Linked DNA regions of Homo sapiens: region 2 is linked to region 1. The links are chromatin loops, found by intact Hi-C in ENCODE. Cell type or tissue: endothelial cell of umbilical vein. All regions are shown on one strand. Each heading gives the region's core, and the rest is flanking DNA. Links, peaks and the distances in the headings are about the cores only.

The links. Peaks named below come from ENCODE experiments on the same cell type or tissue, not always from the same donor. Only the 100,000 strongest peaks of a DNase experiment are listed, where the experiment ranks them.
Region 2: it touches region 1 in a loop (12-fold over the local background); 2 of 110 quality-filtered maps call a loop at or near these places.

What each region holds. Positions count from the first base shown.
Region 1 is chr3:80,765,006-80,770,322 of GRCh38, forward strand. It overlaps LINC02050 (long intergenic non-protein coding RNA 2050), which reads left to right. Exons shown (of 3, transcript NR_147144.1): 1 at 1-82. LOC105377177 (a long non-coding RNA gene) reads right to left here. Exons shown (of 4, transcript XR_940994.3): 1 at 4,754-5,317. Among named protein-coding and RNA genes, the nearest start is that of LINC02050, 2.8 kb to the left of the region's middle. In endothelial cell of umbilical vein, for the core only: no CTCF peak of the experiment used is centred there; a DNase peak (open chromatin) is centred at 2,806.
Region 2 is chr3:81,239,847-81,245,163 of GRCh38, forward strand. No RefSeq gene overlaps it. Among named protein-coding and RNA genes, the nearest start is that of LINC02027, 250 kb to the left of the region's middle. In endothelial cell of umbilical vein, for the core only: a CTCF peak has its summit at 3,218 (motif pointing left); a DNase peak (open chromatin) is centred at 3,195.

The sequences.
Region 1 (5,317 bases), core at 156-5,155:
CTATCATCATCACTGATTTTCTACGTACAGATTTCAATTCCAAACAAAAATATATGAGAACGTTCATTTCTCCATACAACTGGTAAGAGAAAACATTAGTTTTTTTGTTTTTCAATGGCAAAACAATTAAGCATTGCTTTTATTTTAATTTTCAAATACTAGTAAGATCATATATTTCACCCTGTTATTTATTGTGCAATTTTGCTCAGTTTTAGAGTGTTAATTTTATATATTTTATTCATTAAATCTTTTTTTAAGAAATATATCAGTAATTCGCCTATCATATATATTTAAAACTATTTTAACCGTATGTTTCTCTCTCTTTTCTGCTGTACAAAAGTTTTGAAATTCATATAATCAAATATGCCACATTATTTTTCATGGGGCTTACATATGGAATCATACTTACAAAAGCCTTTATTTCAGAATTATGTAAGTAATTATCCATAAATCTTTAAGCAATTTTACTGTTTCATATGTTATAATAAAGTGCTAATGCTTTGAAAACTTAATTTGATTCATTGGTTAAAATCAGGAGCTGATTTCATCTGCATTCAAAAACATCATATTCAATACTGTTTTGTTTCTCACTCAAATACATTTTATTATTCTTTCCTGATTCATTTGAAATTTCAACTCTATTTGTGGTCTCAACTATATAAGAATATATATAGTTTCTGGCATTAATACACTGTTGCACTTATCTTACTATCTTTTCCTGTATCTACAGTATATTTTAATTTATACAGTTATAATTTAGGATATTTTTGAATGATTACCTAACATGCAACATAAGAAAGATTTAATTTTCATCTAATTTTCTCATCTCTCCTTTTTCTTTCACCATTGTGAAAGTGAGAGGCTGAAGTTGAAAAGACTTAGGTGGATTAGATTAAGATCTCTCTTTGTGAGTATGCATGTGTGTGTGTTTGTATGTTGCAGTAGTAGCAGTAGTAGTAGTAGTTTTACTGAATCACTATGATAAAGCTTCTAAATACCTCACCATTCCATCTAAAATTGTACTATGTTCCAAGTGCTCTTACTCATTTAAAGATTTTTTTATTTGGAATTATGAAGTTCATGCGTAGTGAACTTCATAAAAACACTAGAGCCTTCAAGGAGACAAAATTTTGCTTTCCATTTACAGTTTCCAATAGTACTTGGCTAAAAATTACTACATCAGATGCTACTGAGTTTTGGACATAATTTTAAAAGCATTTAAAATTCATTAAGAGCAATAAAAGCAAATATATATTTCATATACATATATATATCTCCATACTTCTTTTTCTACATCAGAATTATTTCTCCCAGAGACAGATGTATAAATAAATAAAATTATTAATTATTAATTTAATTATAAATTAGTAATTTATAATAAATTATATTACTTTATTATAAATTAATAAATTATAAATAAAATATAAAGGTTGGGGTACTGGACAAATTAGTTTGGTAAAAACATACCTAGAGTTATATACATAGAATTTGCAGTCAAATTAGCAGCTAGTACTGTTAAAAAATAACTATTTTGAGAGTAAAAATAATTAAGGAATCTGAGTAAAATACAGAGTAGAACCTACAGATATTTTGACCAAATAAATGACTAGATGCATAGCTATTTATAAAATAATCTGTAAAATCAGAGTTAAAATTTTAGATTCTTACACCAGTAAATATAGTGAAAGTGCTAGCTTTGTAATCTCATACATAAACAAAAAGAAAAACCTCAGATAATTTGTATTTGGCTCTTAGTTGTGGTTTTTGTTTTGGCATATTTAAAATGAATATTTCTAGTGCTCTGAATAGGCACTTCCAATATAATAAAGAAGGACTAAAAAGAGATAACTCATTAGACATTAGAAATGTACCTATTCTGTCCTTACTCCTGCTCACCATCTCAATTTGTCTAACCGCATTATGAGAAAGAATGTTTATCACCTAAATAAAGGCAAAGTTCTTAATACAGCTAAATTGCATTATCTCCAAATTTTCATTAAAATGTTTAAGAGCTGCCAACTGGGATAAAACAGTAGAGAAATTTAAAAAGAAAAAAAAAGATTGGGGGAGGTAAAGAGTAAAATGCGTATCAAATAAGTAATTTTGCACAGACTGTATTAGTTCATTATATGAAAATCAACAGGCCTTTTATCTGCAAGGTGTATCCTTAGAAAACTGATTCAACTTTATTTACGTATCTAATTGTAGACTAAATAGGCACACCTATTTAAAACAATCAGTGAAATACTAAATAAATATTTCAGACCCAGATTTTTCAAAGCATGCAACCAGGAGAAAATAAAAAGCCAAAATGAGTAATGATCAATGTGGTATCAGAATAAAGTGTACAGGCATAACTTCTTTCCACATATGATAAAATAATTTCAAAGAATCACTTTGAAAAATGTAGGTAGCATTTGATTATTCTGCAGGCTGCAAACACTGACTAGAATTTACCCAGATATTTATTCAACAGCCTATGGTTTGTGCACTAATCTGTGAAATTTCATATTGAGTTTGCAGTTTTGTTAACTTCATGTGTCTTTTTTATTTTTATAAAGTCCATCCAGCCAAGGAAAACTACAGCTGATGAAGGGAAAGTCGGTGTGATAGTAACACCTTTGCACATATCCACATTTTAAGGGGTGAAAAAGTTCGTCATGAAAATAGTAAAACTTCATTCCCATTACCTCTGAAGAAAATTATTTCAGAAGCATTAAAAAAATCATGCTGGTTTCTTTTCCTGAAGTGATCTGAAAATTTAAAAACATCAACAGAGGGCACTAACAGGCTGTTCTGGAAAGCCTTTCATTTCATTGCCTGTAACAATGAAACCTAGCTGGAAAGGCAGTGTTTTTTAGCTGCGTGTAGTTGCAGACGTGACATTGGGACAAAAAAATACAAATTAAAATCATATGTACTGTCTTTGGGCAGAAAGATAAATTCATAAACTTAACTCATTAAAATATCACTTGCTTTCTCTATATCAAACTCTCTCTAACTGTATATATTCTCTAACACACCTAATTTTTCTGCCTGTTGTTTCAAATATAATTTATTTCAAGCTCTAGACCTCATTGCATATCACTAAACTCAACCCAAGAGAATATTTAGTCATGCAGTCAACTCTGGGTGATCTCCATTGTTGGAGGTATATAGGAATAGTCCCCCAAAAAGTACTCTCTACAAATAATAATTGTTCTTGGCATCCTTTTCCTATATTTTGCTTTTGGGGTCATTTCTCATATTCAGCCAAATAAGATCAAAGAAAAAAATCTATGGTAATACTCAAACAATTAGTAAAGGCAATACAGAAATGGTTTAAACATTTTGGAATAGGAGCAAACTAATGATAGATTACTCTACAGGATGTAATTTCAGGAGCTTTGAGTAAGGCTCACTTTTTCTTAACAAAAGCAACCATCAAACAGCTCAGTCATGTCCTATATTCTGTCAGCATAGTTTTCTTCTATTACCTGAAAATTATATATTTAAGTAAATATTAATGGAAGAAACAATGCACTTTATCATTTACTTTTACCCATCTCCACCTAAGTTTATCTCATCCCTTCTAAACAGCAGTAGCCTATGTTAAGGAAAGAATACTGTATAGAAAATTCTTAAGTGCCTTATGAAGGAAGGGGTGGAGGTGGAAAGGAAAGATCATTTATGAAGAAAAAATTTGGTTCGATAAGAGGCATGAGGCTGTATACAATCTTTTAATACTAGTTATCTTTACTTAAGGCAGGTCCTGGAGATAAGAAACAGAAATAAAATATTTTATAGCAGGTATCCTAATTAGAAAATCCTTAGCATTTATTAAACAGAAATATAGTATGTACTTATGATGCACTCACAATAAGATCCGGACTACAATAATAAAAAAGACAGGGTTCATGTCAATAATTAGCTCAGATTTTATTCACTGACACAGCCATTCAAACAAATAATAATAATCATATTATGTATGGTGAATGTAATGAAGCACAGAATAAGAAGTGATTAATGCTGCCTGGGAGCACTAAGGATTTTTAAAGAGAAAGTTATATTTGAAATTAGAGATTGGAGGATATGTAGGAGAACAGCACATAAAACATTGAGGTTCACACTGAGAATAGGAGAAAGAATCTGTTTTGCCAGCCATGTCATAGGACTTATAATTTTTAAGAAACAGATAATTGGTTTTGGGGTGCTGTGGGAAGAAAGGCTGAAAAATAATTTAAATATTGTGATAGTTGGTTTTTATCCTGTGGATGATAAACAGCAAATAACAGAATAGAGAGGTTAGCAACAAGAAAACTAGATACGGAGCTGGTGAAACAGTACCCACTGAAGATAATACAGGTCTGGAAAAAAATGAGTGTCAGCCATAATAGAAACATGTATGTGGTGTGAATCTAATGCAAATGTTTTCACTTTTCTGTAAATTTCTGAATATCTGGTAGAACAGACCTAGCAACAACTTATTTACATGGGAAATTAGGTAGCTCCTGAGAAATATATAGGCCATGTTAATTATTGGGATTCAAAGTTATATGATAATGTCTGATGAACTGGTAAGACAAGATTAAAAACAATTTATATACAGGGAGGTATAAGTGTCTCAACAACAACAACAAATCCATTCTAGAAGAAGGAAGTGACAATACCCAATCCTTAGCTATTCCCCAAACGAAACACAATTTGGTTCATATTTGAATTCAACGAAGTAAAGCTACTGGTCTTGGTGGTAAAACAGAAAAAGTTCTCTTACCCTCCTCGCAGGGCGTACGATGGAGGTGTGGCTCGCTTCTTCAGTGCCCCACTGGTCAAGACCCTTAGCCAGAGCAGGCAAACAGGCAAGTCATGGGGACCATGGGCGCGGACCCATGCAGCCTCTCGGGGTGAATGTTTACACCTCCTGAGGCCCCAGTGGGCGTGTGTTACAGGATGCTTTTTCAGCTTAGCTGTCCGCAGGTGGCTTGTGTTAATCAGCTCAATTAGACCCTCTGCCTTATCACAAGGACAGACGGCTTTCTGTATCCCAGGTTCTTGCTTTAGTGCACGGGAAAAATTGGATCACATGTGGGCTTGGAGATCGAGTGCTAGGTTTTTTATTGAGTTGTGGTAGCTCTCAGCGAGGTGGATGGGGAGATCAGAAGGGGAATGGAGTGGGAAGGTGGTTTTCCCCTATAGTGGGGCTGCCCAGCAGCCAAATTCTTCTCTGACCTCCCAGGCCAAACTCCACGTCGTTCCGCTGGTCGACACCAGTGCCTGTCGCTGTGCTCTTCCGCTCCTCTCGACATCCAGCTGCCTGTGTGCTCTTCTACCAGTGTGT
Region 2 (5,317 bases), core at 121-5,120, 470 kb after region 1:
GGAGTTTATCTGCTCCTGCTTCCATTACCCTTCCTATGCTTTCTTCACGCCAGGGCTGCCAGATTTAACAATGGAAACAATATGACATCCAATTAAATTTGAATTTCAGATAAACACTGAATTTTTACTATAAATATGTCCCACACAATACTTGTGACATAATAAAAGTTGTTTGTTGTTTAGCTAAAATTTAAATTTAACTGTGTACCCTGTATTTTATCTGGCCACTTTCTTGTATTTATTCAAAGATTTATTCAAAGAATCTCTTACATAAACATTTCTTTTAAACTTTTGCCCATTATCCTCCTCACTCATATAGAATGAATGAATAAGTCGCCAATGTAGTTTGTACTTCCTTTTTATACTTCAGATTATGCCTTAGATGTAAATAACCAGATACATTCCCCATGCTTCTATTTCTACTGCAAAGCCATACACAACTAGAGGGAGTTAGGGTCTGCATTCACCAACCTAGATAGAATTCCTTAATGGTCAAACATACCCTTAAATATTTGTTAGGATGTCATCTCGTAGGCTCTCACACAATCTCTTAGCAAACCCATTATGTTCTGTTTATCTTCCAACATTAGAAAATGCTGCTATTATGTTGTTGATGATGTAGTTGTTACTGAGCACCAAATGAATCAGGTGGCTTGGTATTAGCACCATGTTGTATGAGAAATACATGATTAGTCTTTGGCTCCTGATGGTAACCTAAAAATGTTTGCTTATGTAGTTTTTATAACAGAATTTGATCTGTTGTCAGAAATATTATTTTATTACATTTTATATTTCTAAGAAAAGTCAGGAAGGATGGGAAGAAAGAAGCAGGGAAGGAAGGAAGGAAAGAAGGAGGGAAGGAGGGAATGAGGGAGGGAGAGAGGGAAGGAGGGAAGGAGGGAGAGAGGGAGGGAAGGAAGGAAGGAAGGAGGAAGAGAGGGAAGGAAGGAAGGAAAGAGGAAAGAGAGAGAAGCAAGGAAAGGAGGGAGGGGAGGAGAGAGGCAGGGAGAGAGGGAAGGAAAAAGCGAAGAGAAAAAAAGAGAGAGGCAAAGAGAGGGAGAGAGGGAGAAAGAAGGAAGGAGGAAAGAAAGGAGAAAAGAGAAGAGCTTTCATATTTGTAGTATTCAGAACTAGCATTTCCTACATAGTATCCAAGAAAGACCATGATATAGAATGAAAATTCACATAGAGCCATCTTTAGATAAGAATCAAAAGATCATCAAACACATATAATATTTAGTGAATATTAATATATGGCATCTTAAATGTGAGAGAACACAAATGTAGTGCACAAAATTTAGATGAATGCATTTTTTATGAAGACAGGCCTAAAAAATCACTCTACCATAGTGCTTCCAGTACGAATTTTATTTTTTTGGTTAAAGAAGCATGTTTTGTTTTTTAAGAGCTACTCAAACTTTTTCTCTACCAGGCAAACAAAACAGATCATGAGAATCCAAACATGTATTCAGACAACTTTTGTAACAGGACAGTTCATATTAGAAAATGATCGCCCTGCTATGAAACGAGCTCTCAGCACAGGGGCTTTTGGCTACATCACTCTGCAAGCACCATAATAGCTACTTTTTCTCAAATGCTAGAGTTCATTTTTAATATTAAAAGCAATATTTCACTATTCTATTATCTTTTTGTTTTTACATGACACTTAAAATTAGTTTCTGACAGATACAACTACCCATACATAGAATAGTGTATTGAGCCGATGTGTTTGTTGTGAGAAATACAGTCAGAAGAGAATTTTATTATGTTTTACATTTGATTGTTTATGCACGACAGTACATTTAAACTGAGTTTCAGCAAGCCAGTTGCCAGAGATTCAAAGCCTGACAAATAGCACATTCTCTTCACTAAATAAAGAATGTACAGGAACCCACACCAGCTTACAAGTTATTCTTTATGAACAACAGAATTGCTTTTTGCCTATTTCAAACAGAACCCTAAATGTGCCCAGCACAGCAAGAGAGAGCATAGGAAGCAAAGAGAGTTTAATATTCCAGCCCAGCTCACTGGAAACAACCACCACAAAAAACTAAAATGACAGAGCAGTGTTCTGTAGAGCAACATGATTTGTCTGCTTTAAATGGAGAATAATGGTTTTAAGTTTAGAGCAGAACTAAAGGGCTCAATTACTATTCATGGATTCTGAATTGTTCTACTTTAGAAACTCCTTTAGCATGAAATGTTCATCAAAATCAATGCATGAAACTATAGAAAAAAAATAAAAACCCAGTTTCCCATATGAATAAAGGACTTCCCAACTAAGAAAGTCTATAAAAAAAAAAAGTATCACCAGTTTACACAAACCCATCTTAGGCAGTAGGACTAAACATTTTAAAGTAATAATTTTTGGTTGAATGTTGATAGGCAGAAAATTTTATATATATAAAATCCAAAGTCGTCATATAGAAGACTTTAGTACTAAGCTACCATTGATTTTCTTTAATCTTTAAAAACTATACTAATGGTTATCCAAACTATATGGACATGCTTTTTACTGAAACAAACCATTGTCCTTGGAATTGAGTAGGTTTACTGAAGACAATAGTGTAACAGTAAATTGAAAAAATATATGATTTCTTTAACTATTTTTGTATCTGACTGTAAGGATCTGATTAGTAGCTTTCACACTAAAGAACAATAGAGCTGTGAAAAAATTATTCAGTAATAGAACAGTTGATAATCCTTTGGTAATTAGAGATAAGTGACTTTTGTTTGCTTTTTTCCCCTATATATTCCCCCAAATATTATGTTTTTCTAAAATTATGCAAAAAGAGGATGACGTGACTCCCCAATCATGTATTTAGAAAAAGAAAAATGCCTATTAATTTGTGAAATATATTAATTTAGATTGGTTTCCCCCGACTTACTTTCTCATGAGGATAGTATAATCTGAAAATCATTGGTAATAAACTAAGGTAAAAATGCATTACTATGTACAGACTTCTGTAGGAAAACATTTGCTTTTATATTGACATTGGCAAAATTTCATGTGGACTATTATGGATTATAATTGCATTTCATTTTGCTATATTAAAAAGTGTCAAATCCTAAAACCAAGCAAAACATTATCTGTGTTTTTTTTCATTATGTAGGAGAATGGTAAAGTCCTGAAGGCAATTTGAAAGCCGTAGTTAACCAGCTCCTTCTGTTTGCATATTCAATCCCTCAATGTAACATATGCATAATTTGATCATCATTGTGTGCCATCTGGAGTATACTGATTGAACTGCAGTTTGAAAATGAGGGTTCAGAGATAATTTGGTTGCATACATTTAGAACTGAAATGTCTCTCATGGAGCAGAACAGAGTTATTTAAAAACATAACTATGACTAAAAGATGAAAATATATTCCATAAACTCAAGAAAACCAAGGAAGACAATTTTAAGTCCTCAAGCTTTTCACTTTAAAACATCTTAAAATTTTATTAGCAATGGTATTCTACGGGAATTGTGACAAAAAACATTTGTACCTACCTGTTAGAGCAATAATTATACTTTTTCAACCTAGTTTACATATTTTATTTAATTTATCTTGGAAGATTTAACCCATTATCAACAAGCAATATCAGTTAAAACATTGGTATACTAATTTTTTTTCACTAACTGTTACTTAATGTTAGGTTAGGCTTAAAACTTGCATGAGTTCATCACATTTGAGTACCACAGCTGAGCACTAATTGCCATAGAAGCTCATGAGTGCCATATTGAAGACTGAAGATTGTCTAGTCCAGAACTTTTACTTTCAGATGCCAGAGTGTGATGTCAAGTGAGATACTTTATAAAATGAAAGATACAATTTTAAAATGAAATTACCTCTCATATAGTTTTAAGAGCAATAGTTTCTCATAGCCTCCTATTGGAAACCTTATTTTTTTTTTCACGTTTTCTAATACCACTGAATGGCTGAGCCACCATATTATGATGGGTTACTTATATTACATGGTCAAAAGTATTGCCATCAAGAAGGAAATTACATGACCTAGACTTGCTAAAAATACTAATAATTTTCGAAGGGCTTTAGGTGGTGTATGAGCATTAGCCTACCTGCATAATACATGCTACTCTTTCTTACCGGAGGAAGAGAACTTTTCTCAAATTACGGGTTTCCCAATTTATGTAAGAAAGAACCCTATTATCAAACAACCTTCTGTTACTCTATTACCAAGCAATACCACCTCAGGTGCTGCTTTCTTGCTCAAACTAAAGGCAAACATTGAGCTTCCCCCTGTAGCATTGGAGTCTTCTCCCTCCCTTTATTCCTTTAGTAGGCACAACATTTTCTGGGATATTCTCATACTACTATGATTCATTTGCTCCACAACAGAGGAGATGTCAAGGCTTGAGCTTAAATACTTTGAACTGAGAGGTAGAGAGTGCGAGTGGACATTCTCAGACAATCATGGAATCCTCGCCACTGAGTGAGGCAATTCACAACTGCATTTCCCCTTTATTTATCCAGAAGAGCAGAGAGGAGCAAGCATCTAATCTATTATGATCCCGTCACAGAACATGACATTCTAATTCAGTCAGTAGGGACTCACAATAAACTCAAAACCACATTGAGTGCCTCCCTGGTATGACAATTGATTACATCTCTTAACCTTTCTGCATCTGTGGTACCATCTGGAACATTTAGTGCTTACATTTTTGCACACAAAGAACAGGTAACAGCATATAGACCCAAATACAAACTCACTCCTTCTACTGTAAGGCTGCAACAACAATAAAAAGAAAACAGTAGGCAGAATAACCTTGATTTCACAAAAGATGTCATTCTAAAGAAAATTGAACACATAACCCCAAAAATAATACGTTGTGGGATATCTAATATAGGATTATCAATTCAAAAAGTTATCCATTCACCCTTTCAAAATGGATTTAGCCGTAGAAGAGACAAGAAATACATCATATAAGAAACTATTATGTACATACATTATACTTTATTCAAATCTAAGTACAGTAGTGAGTACTAATATCCTATATTAGTATACAACTTGATCAAAGCTACAGAACATTAAATTATGGAGTAAAAATACAGACCCAGTTTTACTCCCCACATCATTATTCTTTATATTGCATTATTAAATTTAATCCAGTTTAATATTAATCCTTTTGACAAATATTTATGAAATGCTATAAAATATGTTAGGAACCTCTTTTAGTTGATGAACAAGTGGCAAATCCCTTTATTATACATAAAGAATTGTGCTAAGTAAAGGATAAAACTTGTTCCAAGCAAAAGTTTAGAACAGGGTTTCTCATTTGGGACCGGATAATACTTTACGTTACCCCAGAG